Regions from separate parts of the Mus musculus genome. Here region 2 is linked to region 1. A link is a contact called in ENCODE Hi-C data. All regions are on one chromosome and are shown on one strand. Each heading gives the region's core, a stretch centred on a gene start or an enhancer-like site at or near the end of the contact. The rest is flanking DNA. Distances are from core to core; before and after follow the strand shown.

Region 1 (7,416 bases), core at 2,469-4,968:
ATGATGTTTTATCTCTCCCTCCCTTCTTCCCTCCTTTCCATCTAGAACATCCTTGCCCATATATGCTGTTTCAGAACCTGAGTCACGTTTTAGAGTCCCTATAGGCCTGAGGCTTGTCCCACATGGACACTGGCATTAAAGCGTCCCTGCACAGAAGTAGAGGTTAAGGAGGCCTTCACAGGGTATATGCCCAAGGCCTAGCTGTGTAACTACTTATGATCCACACTCTCTGAGTTTCTAAAATAGGTGCTTTAATCCCATTTGAGCACCATAGGAGCAGTGGCCCTCCTGGCCAGCCAGCCTCCTGTCACAGGCTTCTGCTGCCGCCTGAGAAAGCCCAGAGGGCTAAAGCTTGCTCAGCTGTTGCCAGAAAAACCCTGGGGTTTGTTTGTTTCCTATTCCCCAGATCCAGGCGCCAGCCACAGGGATAGACTGAGTGTGGCCTGTCAGGAAATCCAATGTACTAAACTTTGACTGTGTGTGAGACTGGAGTTCAGCATGGGATGTTTGGGTGGGGCTGTGGAATTCCCACTCCTGAAGCCCCCCCAAGCCCAGGGAAAAGTCCCTTGCATTCAGTTCAGGCTGTGTCTACCCTGTTCCCCTCCCACACAAAGATTCTCCTTTTTGGATTCTCTTCTCCTTCTGGCTCTTTTCCTGATAGCTAGCTACCTTGGGCATGGACATGATCACTGCATGGTGTGTCACCCCTCTTTGAATACATGGCACAGTGATGTAGGACAACAGAAGTGGAGAGAGGGTACTGAAGGCCAGATTCATGGCAGTCTGCCATATTTAATAGAATTATTTGCTTTGAGCTGTGTGTTCTCAGCTGGGTCAATGCACCTTTGGAAAGAGATTTTGCTCCAATTTTTCTCCCAAGCCTGTGTGTTCAGCACTTGCCCGGGGGGTGGGGGTGGGGGGCAGTCAGTATATAGCAGACAGAAGGTGAAGGTTTGAGCTGCAGACGTCCAGAAGAGATCACATCAAGTAGACACCCGAGCATGGAGCTAATGTCCCTCCAGCATGGGCTTTGTCTCTGACTCTGTTCTCCACCAACAGATGAAAGATGGAAGGACTCACCCACAGCAGGTTAGGGCCTGTGTGACCCTCAAAGTGCAAATTGGCAATGCGGCATCAGCTACTTGGGATTGTTTCTCAAAGGTCAAGAGACAAACCCTACTCTTCACGGTGCCCAGAAGGGTGCTGCTGGCATGACCTGGTTTTCTTCTCTTCCTCTCTCCTTTTCTCCTCCTCCTGTCCTTCTTCCGGTCCACATTTGCTTCCTGTGATTTGCCGAGCCTTATGGGTGAGTTCCACAGGATGAATAGACAGGTAGGGGTAGGTTGAGTCCCTACCTTTAATTGTATTAGCTTCAAGAAGTCAGGGCCCCATTTTCCTTCCAGGCATGTGGGTGGCTGTAACTTGCCATAGTTTCTAGGAATATCCATCCTGTGGCAATGTATTCCCATTTGAAAGAAACATGTTTAAAGTAGGGCATAGGGTGTTAAGGAGGAGTTAGGTGCCTGTCTCTGAGATTAGGAAAGAATTTCCCATTTCCTACAAACAGCAACTTTGAGAATTCCTACATATATACTGTTAACTTTTGCTTCCAATGTTCATAGCCTGCAGCTTCAAAGGAGTTAGGATATCTATGACTCTAAGTCTGGCCTCATCTATGCCTAGAGAAAGCATCAGATTTCTAAGTCTTCTCTTTCGTGTGTGTCCTCAACTTCTCCCTAGTTCCTCTGTCCCTTGCCTTCCCTGCCCCCTGCCCCTCTGCCCCAACCTCAGGATAATCCATCATCGGTATCCCACTGGGTGTTTACAGAGCACTCCACAGCCATTGTTGGACATTTTCTCTCTTGTTTGCAAAATGCTTTGCAGCTATTATTACAAGACTATCCTCTCAGAGTCTATCTCATCTCAGAGGGAGATGCTGACCCACTCTCTAGGGTCAATTCCCACTGCCCCGCCCCCCAGTGGGAGGACCAAACCTGTACTGGGGAGGGGTGGGAGTGTTAGGCAGGCTGTCACAGGCTGGAGCCACGGCTGAGCCCTCAACTTGCCCTCTGGGAAGGTACACCCTGCACTTTATGGGGTAAAGAGTAAGAAGTACTGACTTGTGGATCGTAGCTGGGGCACCCATTCTCCCCCAGAGTAAGTACTAAGTAGCAGAGATGGGCTGCATTCTTCCAGTTCCTCAGCTCAGAGGGAAGGGGGATTTATTTCTGTGTCCTACATAAGAGCATAAAAAGCTCCCCCAACCCAGGTGGTGCTTGCTTGGGAATCATATTTCTTCTCTTTCAAAATGAGAATTTTAAAAAGAAGTTATGATGTCATAGAGCAGCGCTTTCCTGAAAAGAGAAGCCCCCACAATTAGTCCCAGCAAAGCTGCTTTCTGGCCGCCTCTGTTGCCACCATGCTGCAGGGCACCTTGCATGTTCTGTTTCTCATTTTGCAAGTCAGAGTCAGCATCTTGCACCTCCATTACATCGCCTTTGTATTAATCACTTGAGGTTTCCCTATAGGGGCTGGAGAGACATCACAGTGAGTAAGAGCACTTTGTTGCTCTTGCAGAGTAACAGGGTTCGGTTCCCAGAATCCACACGGTAGCTCCCAACCATCAGTAACTCTAGTTCCAGGGGGTTTGATGCCTTTTCATCTTTGCAGGTACTAGGCACACACATGGTACATATACATTCATGTAGGCAAAGTGCTTATACACACAAAACAAGTCTTTTTTAAAAAATAAAATACCCATGTAACATTTCACCGAAGTGGTTGGGTAGTAAGATTTTGTGGTGGACTCCATACACAGGCATGCCTGGCTAGACGTCTTGAGGAAACATGGTCTTTGCTTCCTGCCCTGCCCCCTCCTTTGGCTGCTGAGTGGCACTAACAGGTCTATCTGGGTGGGACTTCCACAATTCCTATCCTAGGCCAACGGTATCTGCCACGAAGTCCACAGCCAGTTGACAGTTCTGAAAATGGAATGAGTCATCTTGTCGCTCACTATTGATTCTCAGGGCCAGTCTGTTAACCCCGACCACTAGCATTCTGAGACCTAGGCACCCTCTTAGCTCCTGTGGCATCTGTCAGCTTGTTTAAATCACAGATGTTTGCTAAATGTGTCTGGGTGATGAATGCATATTCATCAATGTCCAATGACTTCACCTGGGTAGGAAAACCACTGTTAGAAGGCACTGCCTGGTCTTTGAGGTGCACTCGCAGGGGGTTCCTCAAGTCAGCCTTTGTGTTGAGTTCTCAGAGCAGGGATGGATGAGTAGGCACCAGAGAGGACACATCTATGGACTCCGCTAATTTCCTTTGATATGCATGTACAGGAATGGGCAAAGTGTGAGGGAGCGCGGGAAAGCGGGATCTCCCTTCTCACAAACAGCAGTGGATCACAAGGGGTTTTTACCCTAGAGTTGAAATGAACCAGAGGGGGAAAGAAACTGGCATGAGCATCTTTAAAGGGAGAGTATGGAGTTGAACCTATTAGAGAAACATTGTGGTCTTGGTTACATTTAGAGACTGTAGTGCCATCTAGTGTTCATGGCGAACAAAAGCCTACTGCTAACTCCCTCTCAGCCCTGCTGGCTTCTGGCTCTGGGAACTCCTGACCTTTCTACTGTTCTCAGGAGAGGGCTTGAGAGGAAAGAGCCAGGCTGACAGGCTGCAGATGACAAGCTGCTGGTGCTGGTGCTGGTGGTGGCCCAGTAGAGAGCAGGCCATGGGCAAGAGTCACCTCTAGAGGCAGGTGACCTTGATGAAAGGCCTTCAGTGTGACACAGGTGTAAAAATAGCCTCTGTGCTGACTTAACTCCCTGGCTTGAGCAAACGGCCCCTCACACCTGTATATTGTTTGCTTGGCATAGACACACTGCTACCTGTTTGCAGGTGTAAATGACTGTTTATGTACCCAGAGTTATGAGGAGGGTGCCCTATCCGTTTCCAGCCAACGTTCTCTTAGTACGGATTACTGAACAGCAGAGCTGGCAAACCCCAGACCTGGGGCTAAAGGAGGGAAGGACCTTTAAGGGGTCCACTTTTAAGGGGTACCACTGGCTTTCCCGGAGAACTCAGCATTGCCTTTGGTATCAGGAAAGGGGTAATATGGAGACCAAGGTGGCTATGCTTAGGGACAAAAAAAAAAAAAAAAAAGTAGATGGCATGAGTCAGAGAGAATTCTGGAAGCTTTTAACTAGGCTTAATATAGGTCAAAGGGAATGAGAAAACCAACCCTACCTCTCTCACTTGGACAATGAGAAGGGACATGTGGGCTCCGCCAGTTGTAGAATTCTGCAGACATGGAAGATAAAGGGGAAGGTTTAGTGAATGGAAGGATGGCAGAGGGTGACAGCCTTCTTCTGGTGGAGGGCTGACACTTACATTTGATTGACTCTAAGGCACTAAGGATTTTGGTCTGTGTCTTTATTATATGCTCCATATACCAAGAAAAGGGCAAACAATAATATCAGATCATGCATATGGTTACAATGGGATCCTAGTTTCATTTCTGTTGCTGTGATAAAATACCCTGACAAAAAGAAACAGAAGAGAGAAAGGGGTTTACTTTACATTACAATTCCAAGTTACAGTCCCATCACTGTAGGGAGTTCCAGGAGCAGGAGCTTGAGGTAACAGTTCCCATCACATCCACCGTCAAGAGCAGAGAGAAAAGAATGTGTGCATCCATGCTTGCTTGCTTGCTTGCATTCCTTTTCTCTACTCTTGCACAGTTCAGGACTCCTTGCATAGGGAATGGTGCTGCCTACACTGGGCTGGGTCTTTCCACATCAATTAGCTTAAGACAATCTTCCATATGCATGCTCACAGCCAATCCCATGTAGACTCATTGAGACTCTCATTGAGACTCTCTTCTGAGGTAATTCAGTTCGCAATAGTTCTGTGTCAAGTTGACAGTTAAAGCTAACTGTCACATGTGGGAAAACTAAGAACGACTCATTTAAGAATGTAAACAAAACTCTAGTCTCCCTGACCTAGACAATCTCCTTCTAGAATAGAATTCAGAGTAATAAGCAGAAACTCATAGATTTACATACAAAGAGACCCATATTTACAAAACAAATGCCAGAAACTAGGCAGGGATTAAGCAGCTATTGAAGAGCAGAAGCGAAAGGTGAGGAAACATTTCAATGATGGACAATTACAGTGTGATGGGAGGAGTTTATAATACACTTCCAATGTGGTAACACATTAGGGCAGTAAGCAAACATAGCAAAGCAAGATAGGCTTGACCATATCAGCTTGACCTCAACTAGGCAAAAACATGTGTCAACACTGGAAGTCTTACAAAGGACAGAATAAAACGACACACCCACAACTCTGCTAGTGACCTGTACTTTCTTTATATGTTTCAGTATTAATTCTCCTACAGTGTAAATACCTCTACATTCCATCACACACACTCCAAAGGAACAATAATCAGCATGAGTTACTTTTGCAATTACTAGGACCACGAGAGCTAGGGAAAAAAATTGCTTAACAGATAACAGAGTTATTCTAGCTTATGATTTCATAGGGATTTGGTTCCCTGTGGCAAAGGAATCATGGAGGAGTGGGTAGGGCTGTCAGTATACTGTGGAGGTTTTAGAGTACCACAGACCAGAAAGCAGGGAGAGCACATGAGGAGCAAGGGTCCCAGTGTAACCTTGAGCTTCTGCCAGCCGGGCTCCACCTCCTAGCTGGGTTCCACAGCCTCCCAAAATAGAGCCACCAGCTGGGGACCAGGTGTCCAAAACAGAAGGCTGTGAGGACAGTTCATGATCAAATCATCACATGGCCATACTTTTGAAAAGGAAAATGAAGAAAAGAGTCTGAGTAGGTTAGGTGGATACTATAAAGATGTCTAGAGGCAAGACATGAACTCAAAAGGGTCCCCTAGAACCTGAGCAGCTGATGACTCTTATCTTAAACAGCCCTGGATGGCAGAGAGTGGAACCCACTGGCCATTCGGGCCTAAGTGAGGAAGAATCAGTCTCCCGGGAGACATCCTGCCCTGCTTTCTAGGTGAAAGGTCTCTGAGCAAAACAAACCATTTGTGTCTTTTCTCCTGTGTCCTCCCCCAGTAGATATGTTTGATGACTTCTCAGAAGGCAGAGAGTGTGTCAATTGTGGGGCCATGTCCACCCCACTCTGGAGGCGAGATGGGACGGGACACTACCTGTGCAATGCCTGTGGCCTCTATCACAAGATGAACGGCATCAACCGGCCCCTCATTAAGCCTCAGCGCCGCCTGGTAAGTGAGCATCTCTATAGCTTAGGTCCGCCAGCCTGGAGAGCAGTCAGGTTCTCCCCTCCTCCCTGAACTTGGCTTTGAGGCTTGAAGGATATAAGCTGAGGGGTTAGGTATGTGGGAGGAAGGAAGGAGCCTCTCACACTCTTAGAGTGAACTTGCACTCGCTCCAAAGATGCTGGCCCAGCTAATCTATCACAATGCAATAGAGGAAAGTGAAGCTCAAAAAGGTGACTGGCAACAGACACTGGCCATGAGAAGCCAGACCCAGGTCTCCTGGACTCCAGGCCCTTTGTCTCGAAAGCCAACGTAAACCAGGATCTGTCTTATTTTCAGTTGATCCCCTAGCACGACCCAGAGTCCAAGAAGGTAAAGCAGTAGGTGTGAGTCCTGGTTGGGAAGGCCTAGAACTGGGGCCAGGTATTTGCCACCTGGATCTCTGCGCTCTCTCTCTCTCTCTCTCTCTCTCTCTCTCTCTCTCTCTCTCTCTCTCTCTCTCTCTGGTGCCATCTGACTCTGACTAATACCAACCCTGGTGTATGGCAGGGAAGGGGAATAGAGAGCTACATTCTGAAGCTTCCTCATTGAAGCCCATCAAACTCCTCACCCTAAACACCCCAAACGTCAGGCCCTGGAATTCATGAATTCCACCTTGGGGAAGAATTTTTTCTGTTGACCGAGGCTCCCATCTGTTTCTATGAATTGTCTAGATACCCAGAGATAGTGCTAAGGCTAGCCCAGGGGCTCCCAAGGGACTATCCTGGCCTAGCCCTGCTAAACACAAAACACTTCCTTTCTATGTTGTAGTCCGCTTCCCGCCGGGTAGGCCTCTCCTGTGCCAACTGCCAGACTACCACCACCACGCTGTGGCGTCGTAATGCCGAGGGTGAGCCTGTATGTAATGCCTGCGGCCTCTACATGAAGCTCCATGGGGTGAGTGGATGCCCTGCCCTGCTGTGTCTATGCCCCACCTCCCTCATGCCCTCAGCTCTGCCTGAGAGGAGCATTCTCCACTCCCATTCTGCAGGTCTCACTGCTCTTCCCTCCAGAATAGAATCCACTTGCTCCTTCTTTTAAAAACCTTCATTTATTTGTGTGTGTGTGTGTGTGTGTGTGTGTGTGTGTGTGTGTGTGTGTGTGAATACTATAACAGA
Region 2 (7,416 bases), core at 3,479-5,978, 4.5 Mb before region 1:
GCCAATTTCCCTGCACCGAGTCATTCCAGCGTTCCAGCATTTATTCAGCAACTACTGTGTGTGGGCATTGTTTCTGAAGACTCTGCTCTGTTTTCTCCAAGAGACAAAGTAATGGTGTAGGGCAGGCTTATAAAGGCCTCCCCAGCTCCCTTCTGCCCTCCAGGTGGGACCAGCTTCTGTAGGTCAGGCTGCTCTGCTTCTTCGGAGGATCGGAGGGACCGTCCCTAAGAGGCACATGCTTTACAAACACCCTCTCATTTCTTCTCCTGTAGGCTTTTCTTGTGCATTCCCCCCACCCCTGTTAGGTTTTAACCAGTGAGTACATCTTAGTGAGGCATAAATGTGGAAGACTAGTACAGAATTAAACAATAAAAATATAAAGACACTTCTCTTCTTACACCTTTTAAAATCTGCTGTCACATCTTGGTCTCAGCAAATCCTACTTAAGTCTTAGATCAAGTGAAGTTGTTATTAAACTCAAACAAACACACACACACACACAGAGCAGAATTCTCTCTTAAATTCACTGGAAAATTGCAAGACCTTACATAAAACTGAGCATAGAGTGCCATGACCTAACAATTTCAAATATGTCCAGTATGTCACTTTTGGGCATTCTTTAATCCTTTTCTTTTTTAGTGATTCAGCAATAACCTAATTGTTCAAGCGAGGAGATGAGTAATTATTGTCACTAAATAGACATTTTTTTCTTATGTCTTCAACTGAGGTCAGACCCTAAAGATTATCATCCTAAGAATTTATTACAGAAGTAAGGGATTGGGATTTAAGTCTTTTCTGAAAGTGTCTGTTTTGGTATGTTTAAGCATTATGCTATATATGAAAAGAAAAAAATGAACATAAGAGTCCTAAGGAAAAAACAGTTTGTGTTATATAAGGGCTGGTTGGAACTTTGTCATTAAGATTCCCACTGCCCAGTTGAAAATACCTTCTTTTAGGTCTCTTTACTTTCTCATTTGTCCAGAATGTTTAAATTGAGTGAGTTGTTTGCATTGTGAAGAAAGGATGCTCTGCAGAGCCACAGGCAGCTGGTATTTTAGGTTTAGATAAAGGAAAAAATCTGATTTCCAAAAGCTGAGATTTTGCTCTCTGGGATCTCAAGGAAGCTCTTAGACTTGTTTGTTATTTTCTCATTTTTTTTTGGCCTTAGTCACCTTTAAATTTTCCTGCTTTATGATATTTCTGCTTTGAGAGAGGCACTATCATCTCCAACCACACTGCATCTCCAGTTTTCTGATACCTTGAGTGTGTGGTGGTAAACAGAATTAAATGTCATTTCCTTCACTGAAGGCGCCTTGGGTGTTTACAAAACTGTTCTTTCAAATGTCTGCTTCAAGTATTGAAATAATTTTTTCAGTATGAAATTGACATCAGGCAGTTGAAATTTCCTAGCAGGAACTGAGAGAGTGGTTTTCTTTTCAGAAGGTAAGTTGTATGATTTTCTACCTGACATTTGAACAGATACAGCATGCCTATTTTTCGTTGTTCGTGCCAGTATTGTCTTTTCTTGTTTTAAACTTAAAAACTGAGAATGAAGATTTTAAGAATATTCCCCAACTCAAACCTGAAAAACCTGGTGTTAGTCTTGGGTGGTTTCCAGTGACCCTCTGCCTCCTTCTTCCTGCCCCCTGTGTCGATTTGGAACTGGGCAGCCATTTTTGTTTTTGGAAGGGAAAGGAGACAGATATAATGAATGGCTTTTATTGTGCAATATTTCAAACTCTCTTGAATGCATTCGAATGGGATGGAAACCGTTCTGCCCTGTGTCATAGCCAAAACAAACACAACAGATTCCCTAAACCTGGACGAGTGTTTCTCTCAAACTGGCAACAGAGTTCAGCTCCCAGGACAAGAATTTGGTTTGACAATTTTTAGCCCTTGTTCAACTAAATATTAGGAGAGGTCACAGCCAAAGCAAATACCATGGAGGAAACTTAATGCACATATTTACAGCTTACAGGTAACTCTTTTTTTTTTTCTTAAAATGTTAGAGATTTGTCTTAAAAAATTGCATTTGTAGTGGTACTTTTAACTAGACAACTTTTGCTAATATTTTTAAGAATGAACTGCCTGATAATACTAACTCCCAATGTAAATAATTCCAGAGAGGTCCCAAAAGAGTGATAAATGCTTGAATTTAAGTATTTAAACATTTAGAGACCACTAAGAATCTGAGAATTCTAAGGCCATCAAACCTAGCAAATATGCACTAGAGGTCCCTTGACGTAGCTTTCTATGCCCGCCTCCCCCCCACCGAAGAATCCCCTCTAAGAAGCATCAATGGCTCCTTTATGAGGCAACCTCCAGCCCTGTGTACTGACTCCAGTCACCCCCACTTGCCATTAAGTACCCCTTTGCCTCCGCAGGGAAAAGGTATTGTACATAGTCGATAATTCATTTTGTAATATGCCATTATGCTTCATGACCCTGACAAAGTACGTTTATTATTAATCACAGTAATAACTTGGGATTTATGGTTACTTAGCATCCACAGGTTCTCAGTTTGTGTCTTAACCAAGACGTAGTGGAAACAAATTTGTATGCCAGGCAGTCTGTCGGGCAAGGACTTCAAGCCACCTTTCAGATGCTCCCTTGGAACTGAAAACTCGGATTCCAAGTATTTTGCATAGTACTATCAACGTTTGTGTGAATGGGGAAGAAGGCAACCTCTGATCATCAGCTGCTAACTACAGATGAGTCTCTGCCTGCATCTTGCAGCCTAGCAATGCACTTCCATGCAAAGCAGCAGCTCCCTGAGAACTGCCAGTCCAGCTGCATTCCTGCAGAGGAGCCCAACTGGTATCTTTCAGAGAGACAAAATCTGTAACTTTGGTGTTTAGGTTTTCTGTGCTCAGACAAATGTGATTGCAAGATTCAAAAGGGTGGTGAAAGAACCCCCCAAAATGCCCAGAGTGAAACATTTATATTCCAACTTTAAAACGTCCCTTTAAAAAGTTCTTAGTATCCTTGAGTGACATGGGGCTAATTGGTTTGTTTATCCAAACTCTTGTTATTTAATCTTCTGAGAGCTGTAGGGTTCCTTTTTAATCTAAGTAAACTATTTGGGGATTTTAAAACAATTGACCTCTAGTCAAATTAGAACCATTTAAATCAATCCCACTGTCATCTTTCCCCTCATAAATAACCCTTTAAAATCTTTTCATGTTGTTTTGCAGCCCACACTATACTAAAACATAACAGGACATCATCTAAGAAACTGTCCTGTGTTACCCAAAGTATACAATGAGATGGGACAACTGAGGCAGTAACAGGCCAGAAAGCTTGGGAACCATTGGAGCTGGCTGGCTTCACTACCTTCAGCTACTGCCTGCACCTAGCATGTAGGAGGATCATAAGGAAGTTGGGATCTTAGAACACTGTGGACATTTAATTATTGGCCTTTGAGTCTATAGCTACAGCTGAGTGCCCTGAGTGTCTCAAAAACGATCCAAAAGTATATCTGTTGTCATTAACTAGATGGTGAATGATTTGACACTCTAATGGAATGTTTTGGAGGGTGGGCTCTCAACAGGATCCAGAAGGAGCCCTGCTTATATTAGAGCCAAGTAGGAGTGAGTAGCTGTCTCAGCGTTTCAAGCTCCCGTGTGGCCCCAATGCAGCGGCCCTTCGGTAAGTGTCCTGGTGGATAATGTTCTCCTCTATTCCTCCAAGAAAAAAAAAACTATCCTAGGCATCTACGGGCACTCGGACAGGAGGGTGGTGTCCCTGTCACATGCCCCTGCCTGACCCTTTCCTACTCTGCTTTTCACCAGCGACAAACTGGGGCCCCAGGGCCAAAAGCTGTAACAATATTAAGATGTTTTCTTCAACCTTGTCCCCAGAAAGATACTCTGTTTCCAAAAGATTGTTCTCCCCTGGGCATTACATCATGAATTGATTCAGTTCTTGGAGGAAGAAATTGGACAAAATATAATAGATTACCTCTTGGGGAACATTCTGAGAGGTGGTTAGCTATTCCCACGAGGAAGCTAAGAAACTCCTTATATATTACTATGCAGTCCATTTAACCTTTTCCCTTCATGCCGCTGTGCAGGGAGCTCCCTCATCCCTACCCCTGCATCAGTAAAGAGTCTTGTTTGAGTGGGTAAAGGTTGTTTTTTCCCCCTTTTATAGAATACAAGTATTTTCTGTATTTGCTGTTACTCTTGCTCAGGTGCCAGAGAATATCAGCAGACCCTAGGACAGGTCAGCCTGCAGCAGCTACTAAAATGCCCTTCTCCTATATAAACTTGGTCTCCAAGTGTGCACTAAAGGAGCAAAGGGAACAAACAAAGAAGGTAGGGGTGGATGCTTAATATATTTAATTTCCTTCTTGGGGAGCCCTGGAGTATTGTGCCCAACAGAAAAGAATGAACATTCACGCATCTGAAAGTATCAAGTCCCATGACCTTGGTAGCAAGGGTGACTTGTAGGCAGTCTCCATGATTGAGGAAGAGGATTGAGTTTGCTCATTCTTGGGAACTGGATCTCAGTGTGATGTCAGTTAATGATGAAACAGTGCAGTAAAAAAATGTGGGAGATCTCTTTTTCTTCCAAGTTCCCAAGGCTGCAGAGATGGTGGCCTGAAACGAAGACTGTATTGAAGAGCTGAGGAACCTGAGGGCCTCTCAGACCAGAAAGCCTTTCATCACCAAGTACCCAGCTGGCGACTGGAAGCTCAACAGTGTCCAGAGCCCACTTAGCAGATTGTTGGGCTATGAAGGACCTGGCCAGCTCCGTTGGAAGTGTCTGTGAAAGCCGGGTGGGGCGTTGCTTTCCTGAGCATGTCAGCAAATCTCAATTGTCTGTCTCATAAATCTCTAGTCAGATTAGCACAGCCTCCCCAGAGCTCTGCTCCATATCCCTTTATCCCAATACAATCCTTCCGTGGCTCCAGCTAGTCCCTGACTCAGCCTAGAGGGCCCAGCTCCATTTCTGAGCTGTGCACCTGAATGATGGGTGAATATCAATGGGAGGGGACTCCTAGTATTTTTGCAACTGGATATATAATCACTTCAAAATAAAAATGGTTTCAAGAGAGGAAAGTGCTTAAAACAGCGGTCACAGTTTGTAAGTCTCAGTGATGTCACCAGCAACATGGGAATGTTAATGATACTTTGTGGTTGCTGAGCTGGGCATGCAGCTCTGTGATAGAGTGTCTTTCCTAGCATCTAGGAGGTCCTGGGTATGGACCTAGCACTGCAAAAGAGTATATAAAAATAATAAAAACCACACAGATGCCTGTCTTGTCTTTGTCAGCCCACACTGTGTTACAGGTGGCCACTTCCTTTGGACAGAGAGTTAGTAGAAGGCTGTTCTGCTGCTCTTTGTCTACAGTGCTGTCAGGGTAGCTGGCGTTTCCCCCATGTGCCTTCATTGTTTGTGGTTGTGTCATTGTCCCCATGTTACAGGTCAGGCAGCTGAGACCTTTAGAGGCCATGGGACCTGCTCACGGATCACAGAGTTCATCTGGATAAAGGCTGGATTAGGAGTGCACCTGCCTCTCCAGCCTGTTTTCCTTCGATGCAAAAGGTGACACCTGAGGAAGGTTAGGTGTGGGAATGGTGGGAGAGAGGAAACATGTGAGTAGATGGGCACTTTGCGGTATGCCGGACTTGCCGGTGTGAACAAGAGTGTCCATTGAAGAGTTTCCATCGCCAGGACTCCTAGGATTTGATTTGCCTCTGCTTCATTGAAGGAGGAGAGAGGATTGTCTGCATCTCAGCCCCATCCTACCATGACCCAAGGCAGTTGCTAATCTCATTAGTATGTACTGCCGACCACTGCACAGCTGCTCCTCGCTTAAGAGTTTCTTCATCAAATTCCCTGGAGGTTATATGTGTATTCTGGTATTGAGTACCAGCTCTGGCTAAACTATTATTCCCTCCTCTTTTTGAAACATGGTCTTACTATGTAGTCTAGGCTGGCCTTGAACTCATAATCCATCTTCAGCCTCCAGGGTGCTGACATCCAGTAATGTGCCCTTGTGCTCCGTTCCTTTCTTCAGTCTATTGAGAACTCTTAGCCTCGAGATTCTTCCCCAGCCAAGGAAATGGTAACACCTGAATCTCTTTGCTATCCTAAGTGTGTCCACCTGCAGTTTGGCAGGAGACGTCGTCGTGTGTGTGTGTTAGTCAAGGACAGAAAAGCTAGGAGGTACTTGCCAGAGATTGGCAGAAGAACAGAGTTGCCGTCAGGAGCCCTCCCTGTCCTCAGAGTCATTAAGCTGAGCAGTCACCCCTACATCCTGTCGGGCAGGATCCCCAAGCCCAGGAAGCGATCTGTGAGCTATGGGCCACTGTTGCCATTTCTGTTGGGAGGTCCAGGTGTAACTGGTGCTGGCATAGTTCTGTCCTGAGGGCTTAGGGCAGCAAGAGCCAAAAGAAATGTTTGCTAAGTAATAATTGCCAAGAAGTGAGTGCAACAGGATTTGAGTTGGCATATCTGCCTTGAGTTGAGAGGCATATTAAAGGGAAGGGGGTCTCTCCAGCTCCTTGCTCTGGGTGCTAGCTTGCTACCAGGAAACTCTGAGAGAGCTAGAGACTTCTAGAAGAAATTAGCCTCTCAAATTTGAGAGAAAGCCACTCCTTTCTCTGACAGCTTCTTGAAAGACACTTAGAGATTTATCTTCTTAAAAATTTAGGGGGATGAGAGATGTTTCAGCTGGTGACGCACCTAGCGCAAAAGTATAAGAACCTGAATTTAGATCATGTAAACTGGGCACTGGTACATGTCCCTAACCCAACCCCAGTGCTAAGGGACAGACAGAAAGATCCCAACCCCCGTGGCCATCCAATTTAGCCAAATTGGCCAGATCAAGGTTCAGTAAGAGAGCATATCAAATAATAATAATACATGATGATGGTGATGATGGTGATGTGGAGATAATAGAGGCACCTAATGCTGACTTCTGGCCTTCACACAAACACATACACCATACTCTTCCACAAGCAAATGTGTACAGTATTCTCCTGTGCAGCATAGGGGAATGCCAGTTAAAAAGTTTTAGGATGTATTATTTCGTTCTTGCAATTTGGAAGACTGTAAACAACCCAGCAATTGTATATAACTGGAATGGTGGAGATGAGAAAAGAACCAGGTCCTGCTCTTCCAGTTGTGTCGTTTAAATATGAGCAGACAGCCAGTGAGCCGGGGTCACTCGCCCTAGGTTGCACAGCTTCTAAGGGCACAGGCAACCAAAGTCTCCTGATCGGAGGGCACTGTTTTCCCCTCTCTGTGCTGCATATGTGTGATCTCTGATATTTTAGGTCTGATCATTGATACGCCCAGCCACCAGTTTACTGCTGGACAGATTGGAAGAGAACATTAAAAGGCTGTGCTAGGAGCTGTGTCAGTTACCCCTGTCCCCATAGTGTAGAATCAACAGGTTCAACACCC

Evidence for each region. A loop is a pair of places that touch in the nucleus more often than their neighbours do.
Region 2: a map of T-helper 1 cell shows a loop between it and region 1 (10-fold over the local background). The contact joins two enhancer-like sites. A Hi-C loop is called at or near these places in 2 of 37 maps with a recorded cell type or tissue (T-helper 1 cell and T-helper 17 cell).

What each region holds. Positions count from the first base shown.
Region 1 is chr14:63,203,438-63,210,853 of GRCm38, reverse strand. Gata4 (GATA binding protein 4) reads left to right here. Exons shown (of 7, transcript NM_008092.4): 3 at 6,099-6,265; 4 at 7,070-7,195. Among named protein-coding and RNA genes, the nearest start is that of Neil2, 14 kb to the right of the region's middle. Within about 2 kb of position 3,718, at least 1 of the 3 ENCODE cell types and tissues checked has a DNase peak (open chromatin) inside an H3K27ac peak, as active enhancers do.
Region 2 is chr14:67,665,249-67,672,664 of GRCm38, reverse strand. No RefSeq gene overlaps it. Among named protein-coding and RNA genes, the nearest start is that of Cdca2, 47 kb to the left of the region's middle. Within about 2 kb of position 4,728, at least 1 of the 3 ENCODE cell types and tissues checked has a DNase peak (open chromatin) inside an H3K27ac peak, as active enhancers do.